Linked DNA regions of Homo sapiens: region 2 is linked to region 1. A link is a loop called in an ENCODE intact Hi-C map of the cell type or tissue named here. Cell type or tissue: CD4-positive, alpha-beta T cell. All regions are shown on one strand. Links, peaks and the distances in the headings refer to the core of each region. The heading gives the core; the rest is flanking DNA. Region 1 overlaps PRKCE (protein kinase C epsilon). Region 2 has its middle 28 kb from the start of SIX2.

Region 1 (2,917 bases), core at 118-2,617:
AGGAACAGGTTAAAAGACACCATGGGAATACAATCAGCAAAATCCAAAATGTGGGAAACTTTACAGGACAATGACTAGTTTCTTCAACAAAAAAAGAAATGGCAAAAACAAAAAAAGAAAAAGGAGGGAGTAGAAATCTATGAATGGAATGAGACATAAAAAACAGCACTCAAATGCAACGTATAGACCTTATTTGAATCATCATTCAAGCACATCAGCTGTTCAAAGTTTATGAGACAAGTGGAAAAATTTGAACACTAATTAGCTATTTGATGATATGAAAGAATACAGGTTTCTTTAATGTGATAATGGCACTGTGGTTATATATGTTTTAAAAGTGTCTTTGAGATCGATACAGATGTATTTACAGATGCAATGTATGATGTCTGGAGCTTTATTTAAAATAATCCAGTTCAGGAGAACCTATGGAGTGAGGTAGGGAGAAAACAAAATTGATTATGTATTGATAAATGTTGAAGCTGAGGGAGATTTATTATACTGTTCTAGGTTTGCATATGTTTAAAATTTTCCATAGTAAAAGGTTTAAGTTAAAAGATGACTGTGATATATTTTTGAATTTTTGATGACAAGGAAATTATAAAATAATAGTTAAAACATAACCCTATTAAAATAAATCACACTACATATGCATGTATTAATTTTTATATACTTGAATAGACATATATATCTATATACAGGCAAAGAAAATCTTCTGAAAGCATGTACCCCAAACGTTTAACTATTAATCATGTTTTCTGGGGGAGAATAGGCCTGGTAGGAGATTTTCTCTTTTTTTTTTTTTTTTACTTTAATATATTTCTGCATTATTTAAATTTCGTCCATCAAACGAGTCTTACTTCTCAGTTCACAAATGGAGCAAGGAAGTAGTCGCAGTGACTCCCTGGAGCTCTCAACCTAGCTCTCGCAGGCTCTGTATCCCAGACCCCTCAACCCACAACACCTGGCACAGCCCAAGATCAGCAAGTCTTTCCTCGCCCCCGGACATCCCTAGCACTAGCGCCGCCTCTGTGCCTTCATCCGCCAAACATTCTCTTCCCATGCCACCTTTCGAATCCTAGCTCCAGACCCACTTCTTCCATCCAAGCAGTCTTGCTGCACTACTGCAGTGTGCAAGGGTCTCTCCTCTCCTCTACAAGTTGGCCAGGAGCTAACTACGCCTTGCCACTGTGTCTGGACAGCGCATTCTTAGAGGAAAACAGGCCACAATCCCCATACTACCTAGGTAGTCCAGGACGTAGTTGGGCACGTTAGGTGCTCAGTAAAGTTCCAAGTTACTTAATCTTACTGAGCCTGGGTTTCCTCACGTATAAAACGGGAATCCAGTTACCTACCTGGACTGCTGTGAGCAAAAGTCAAAGTAAAGTAGGTAAAACTCCCTGCACCTGTTTCAATCGTTCTGCGTACACAAAACAGCTTCTCTGACACTTGTAACTCCAAGTTTTAAGAGAATGAGAAGGAGACGTGAAAATCCACGTGGATCCACTCACTGGGAAGAGCACTGAGCTCAGAACTGCCCATTAGTTTAAATATTAACAGTAATAGAAATAATGTCCCGGGGTCAGGAGGAGGAGCTCCGAAGGTCACACCTTGAGCTCCCACTAGGTGGCAGTATTGTTTACCTGCTGTTATGCAAATAGAGGGGAGGGCCATCAGCCGGGAACATACATCCTCTGAAATTGATGATACAAAGGAGGAAATTTCTATATTAATTTCCCCATGATAGTGGAATAGACGTTGGCTTGAGGAAATGCACCGAGTTAGAGGAACATCCGCTAAAAACCAATAATGAAACCCCATGAGGAGCCCTTAGTGTCTGTGTAGAGGGGGAGATGTGTGTGGGGTAGGGACGCTGAGTGAAAGTAGTGGGACCATCTCAAAGGCGGAACACCAGCCAAAGGCGAGAACCTGCCAGAAGTCCAAACCTTGACTCAACCTTTCACACTCGAAAAGTAGTATTAATGTGACCAGTCGAAATGAGGATCTCCCCATCAGGGTCTCCCAGAGCATAAACTCCACGGAGCTAAGCGGCCAGGCATGTTCTCTTGGGACATCAGTCTCCAGAGAAGCAAGACTGGAAGATAAAAGCCTCCTGGATTCCAACTTCCCAAAGCAATACTTTCATGTCCCACTGCTCAAAACCCCTCATGGCTCCCCACTTCTTCTAGACAAAGTCTAAACTTTGCCACCTGGTGGCAAAGCCATCAGCAATTGGCTTAAACTCCACCCACCAACCCCAGGGACTTGGGAAAACATTTGCCAACCCACCCCTCCCTCCCACCCTTACTCTTCCTCAATGCTCCCAATGAGGAAAATGAAGCCCAAGAGATAAATTGACTTGCTCCTCCCAAAGCCCACCCTCCAGTCCTCTGGGTTTTCTCTGCACAGCCCTGCTCATCCTGTGATACAGACTCGGTGCCAAGTCTTCCCATGCTGAAAAATGACTTTGAGTCCCTGGGGCCTGCATTCTGTTCCATCTCAAGAACCTTTGGTGTGGTGTCTGTGTTGAATTGTTGCTATCTTTTCTCTCCAAAAAGATCATACCTCCATGAGGGCAGGTAAAATGTCACGTTTCAGTAGAAATACTGCAAACCAAGTTTCTGGCAGGGGGAAGGACAATGCTGTGATTAGGAGTGTGGGGGCTGTGCAGTCAGGCTGAATCCAAATCCTGACTCTTTCCCGAACCGTATGACCTTTACAGGGGTGCCTACCCTCCCGGGGCCTCTGTTTCCTCATCTGTAAACAAGAAGTAATAATAATACGTACTGCATAGAGTTGCTAGTGCAGATTCAATATCAAGTACGCAGGGTGCTAGACGTATGTCTGGCACATAATAGGGACAAAGATGGCTATGTCCTGTAGTCCCAGCTCTGTTGCTCATCAGCTGAGGGGTATGAGG
Region 2 (2,917 bases), core at 155-2,654, 800 kb after region 1:
CTTCACCAGTGTTCCTCACAGGGTTGCAGTGAGCATTAAAGAGCTATGAACATCATCTGCAAACTGGAAGGGACCCTGCTGCTATCAAGTTGTCAAATTGCAGGAAGGATGCCTGCATTGGGTAAGCAATTGAATTAGGTAAGTGAACTCTGAGATTCTGTAAAACCAGGATCAGTCCTAACTCATGTAGTAAGGTGTAAACATGTGTAAAAATATATGCTCTTGGTCCGGCGCAGTGGCCCATGCCTGTAATCCTGGCACTTCGGGAGGCCGAGGCAGGCAGATCACTTGAGGTCAGGAGTTCGAGACCAGCCTGGCCAACATGGTCAAACCCCATCTCTACTAAAAATACAAAAATCAGGCAGTTATGGTGGCCTGTACCTGTAATCCCAGGTACTCGGGAGGCTGAGGCAGGAGAATTGCTTGAACCTGGGAGGTGGAGGTTGCAGTGAGCTCAGATGGTACCACTGCACTCCAGCCTGGGTGACTGAGACTCTTTCTCAAAAAAAAAAAAAAAAAAAAAAAAATATATATATATATATACACACACACACACACACACACACACACACACATATGTATGTATGCTCCAACCTTATCGGTCCAGAGTCCATCTTTCCAAACACTGTTCAGAGTGAAATCCAGATGATCATCTGCCTTGTGGCTTTACCTAACCCCTGAGAGATGTTTAAAAACCCTATTAATCTCTTGGTGAAGGGAAGGGGGTGTCTGTGGACTCCAAGTTAAAAGGATTTGTTTTAGAACAGTATTTCTCGCAGTGTGGTTCCAGCACCAGCAATATTAGCATTATCTGAGAAACTATCAGAAATGTAAATTCTTGCCCCCCATCCCAGCAGATTTACTGAATCAGAAACTCTGGGGTGGGGCCCAGCAATCTGTGCTTGAATAAGCCTCCAGGTGAGTCTGCTATGAGCTCAAGTTACCTTATGATTAGGCTGACAAAGTAAGCAAATCATACACGCTGAAGATCCTGATGGCAGACCTCTGAGAAGAGGCGGAGGGTCTGGGGACAGTCGCAGAATGTGGGAGTGATCGAGAGCATCATTTATGACTTGCCCAAACTCTTCCACAGTGTTCCAGGTCTGGAAGGACCGTCAGTATTTCTGACATGTTTATGAAGGGTTGTTCACGATTCTCAGATAAAGAATCAGAAATATCGAGGGTTTGGGGATGAGAGTGGCTTGGAGAAGGTCAGTTGGAGAGAAGATGATGTGGGTTTCTATGAGATATTAAAGCCCTAAATACAGAGGAGAGGATTCCCAGACAGCTGCCTCACATCACTGCCTGCAAATTCGGCTTCCATCGCAGGCGACGGAGACGCGGAAGGTAAAGTTATGGCGCCACCTGCTGGAGAAACGTAGGCTCGGATTCCCTCCACTTGGAGATTCCGTTCCTCCCTAACACTCAGCCCTAAAGCTCAATCCTCCAGAGACCCCAAACCTGCAAGGGTGCCATGTACCAACCAGGTGGAAAACCACTGTCCTGCTTACCAATACGACTTCAGTTTTTCAAAGCTTGTGCTTTGGGGTCTGAGAATTGCAATGTTACAAGCCTAGCAATCTTTCCCAAAGGAGACTGGTATAGAATAAACATGCTCCAAGTTCCTTAAAAAGATAGGACCAGAGGAGGTTCACCTATCCATAAATAATCAGCCCCCCTTGTCAGTCCACCATAGTGAGGGTCCTCTTCCCAGACCAGGGACAGATGCTGCCAAGGCTCCGGAAAGAGTCATGGGCCCATGAGAGATACGCCTTTCCTGGCACGTGAGCCATCAGAGATCCAAAGCCAGTACCGGGCACTGATGAATGTGCAAGCACTCCACTCTGTGTAGACCAGGTCTGAAGGGCTCCATAATGACCCAATCATGGCAGCAGATGCCCTAAAAATGGCTCCCTCCTCTAGGGATCATTAGAAAGCTATTAAGGATGTCTAATTATTTCCTAGTGCTAATAAAGATGCCAATAAGCCAGGCAAGTTTTCTCACTTTTATGGAGATAATTAGAAGGCCAATTATTTTTTATGTCCATAAAAGAGTGAAACTTTAACCGCTGTCCCTGCAGCTGTATTTTATACCACCCTTGTGACAGAAGCTGCTTTGTAGCACTTCATTACGCATTAACAAGGATCTCGGGTTTTTAAACTCCAAACCACAGTCTACCCCAGATTCAGAGTTAGTCTGAAGGAAGTGGAGCAGGAAAATAGGCAATAGATCATTCTCTAAGACTTTGAGGGGAAGGAGTCATCTTGGCCATGCATTCTGCTTCGGAGATTGTATCCTACCCAACTCTAAGGCAGTGGTTCTCAAACTTGAGCTCATAGCAGACTCACCTGGAGGCTTATTCAAGCACAGATTGCTGGGCCCCACCCCAGAGTTTCTGATTCAGTAAATCTGCTGGGGTGGGGACAAGAATTTACATTTCTGATAGTTTCCCAGATAATGCTAATATCGCTGGTGCTGGAACCACACTGCGAGAAACACTGTTCTAAAACAAATCCTTTTAACTTGGAGTCCACAGACACCCCCTTCCCTTCACCAAGAGATTAATAGGTAGAATTCAAAGGGGTCCATGACTTTGGTTGGGAAAAGGCTTACGTCTTTATCTTCACTAACTTCCAACTGAAATTTAGCTTTTTAAAAAATGATGAATGTAGGTAACAGACCACAGTAGTGATAACAGCAGTGATAACAGATATTTTCCAATCCCATTACAGTAGTGGCAGGTTTCTGCAAATATCATCTATGCTTATCCGTGTTTTAAAACTCCAGTGGTTACTAGTCCTGCCAGTAGATTTTATTCTTTAATCCATTAATGGAGAAGCACATATTACTATATCACTGCTTTAAAAATATTGTGATAACTGTATTTCAAAATGATTGGTTTCCTTTGATGTCCTA

The links. Hi-C counts contacts between places; a loop is a spot of excess contacts. Peaks named below come from ENCODE experiments on the same cell type or tissue, not always from the same donor. Only the 100,000 strongest peaks of a DNase experiment are listed, where the experiment ranks them.
Region 2: it touches region 1 in a loop (26-fold over the local background); 7 of 110 quality-filtered maps call a loop at or near these places.

The regions. Positions count from the first base shown.
Region 1 is chr2:45,777,492-45,780,408 of GRCh38, reverse strand. All of the region lies in intron 1 of PRKCE (protein kinase C epsilon), which reads right to left. Among named protein-coding and RNA genes, the nearest start is that of PRKCE-AS1, 100 kb to the right of the region's middle. RefSeq lists a silencer at 1,614-1,703 and an enhancer at 1,485-1,779. In CD4-positive, alpha-beta T cell, for the core only: CTCF peaks have their summits at 1,408 and 1,618 (motif pointing right); a DNase peak (open chromatin) is centred at 1,648.
Region 2 is chr2:44,980,237-44,983,153 of GRCh38, reverse strand. No RefSeq gene overlaps it. Among named protein-coding and RNA genes, the nearest start is that of SIX2, 28 kb to the left of the region's middle. In CD4-positive, alpha-beta T cell, for the core only: CTCF peaks have their summits at 1,183 and 1,385 (motif pointing left); a DNase peak (open chromatin) is centred at 1,353; H3K27me3 peaks cover 481 bases.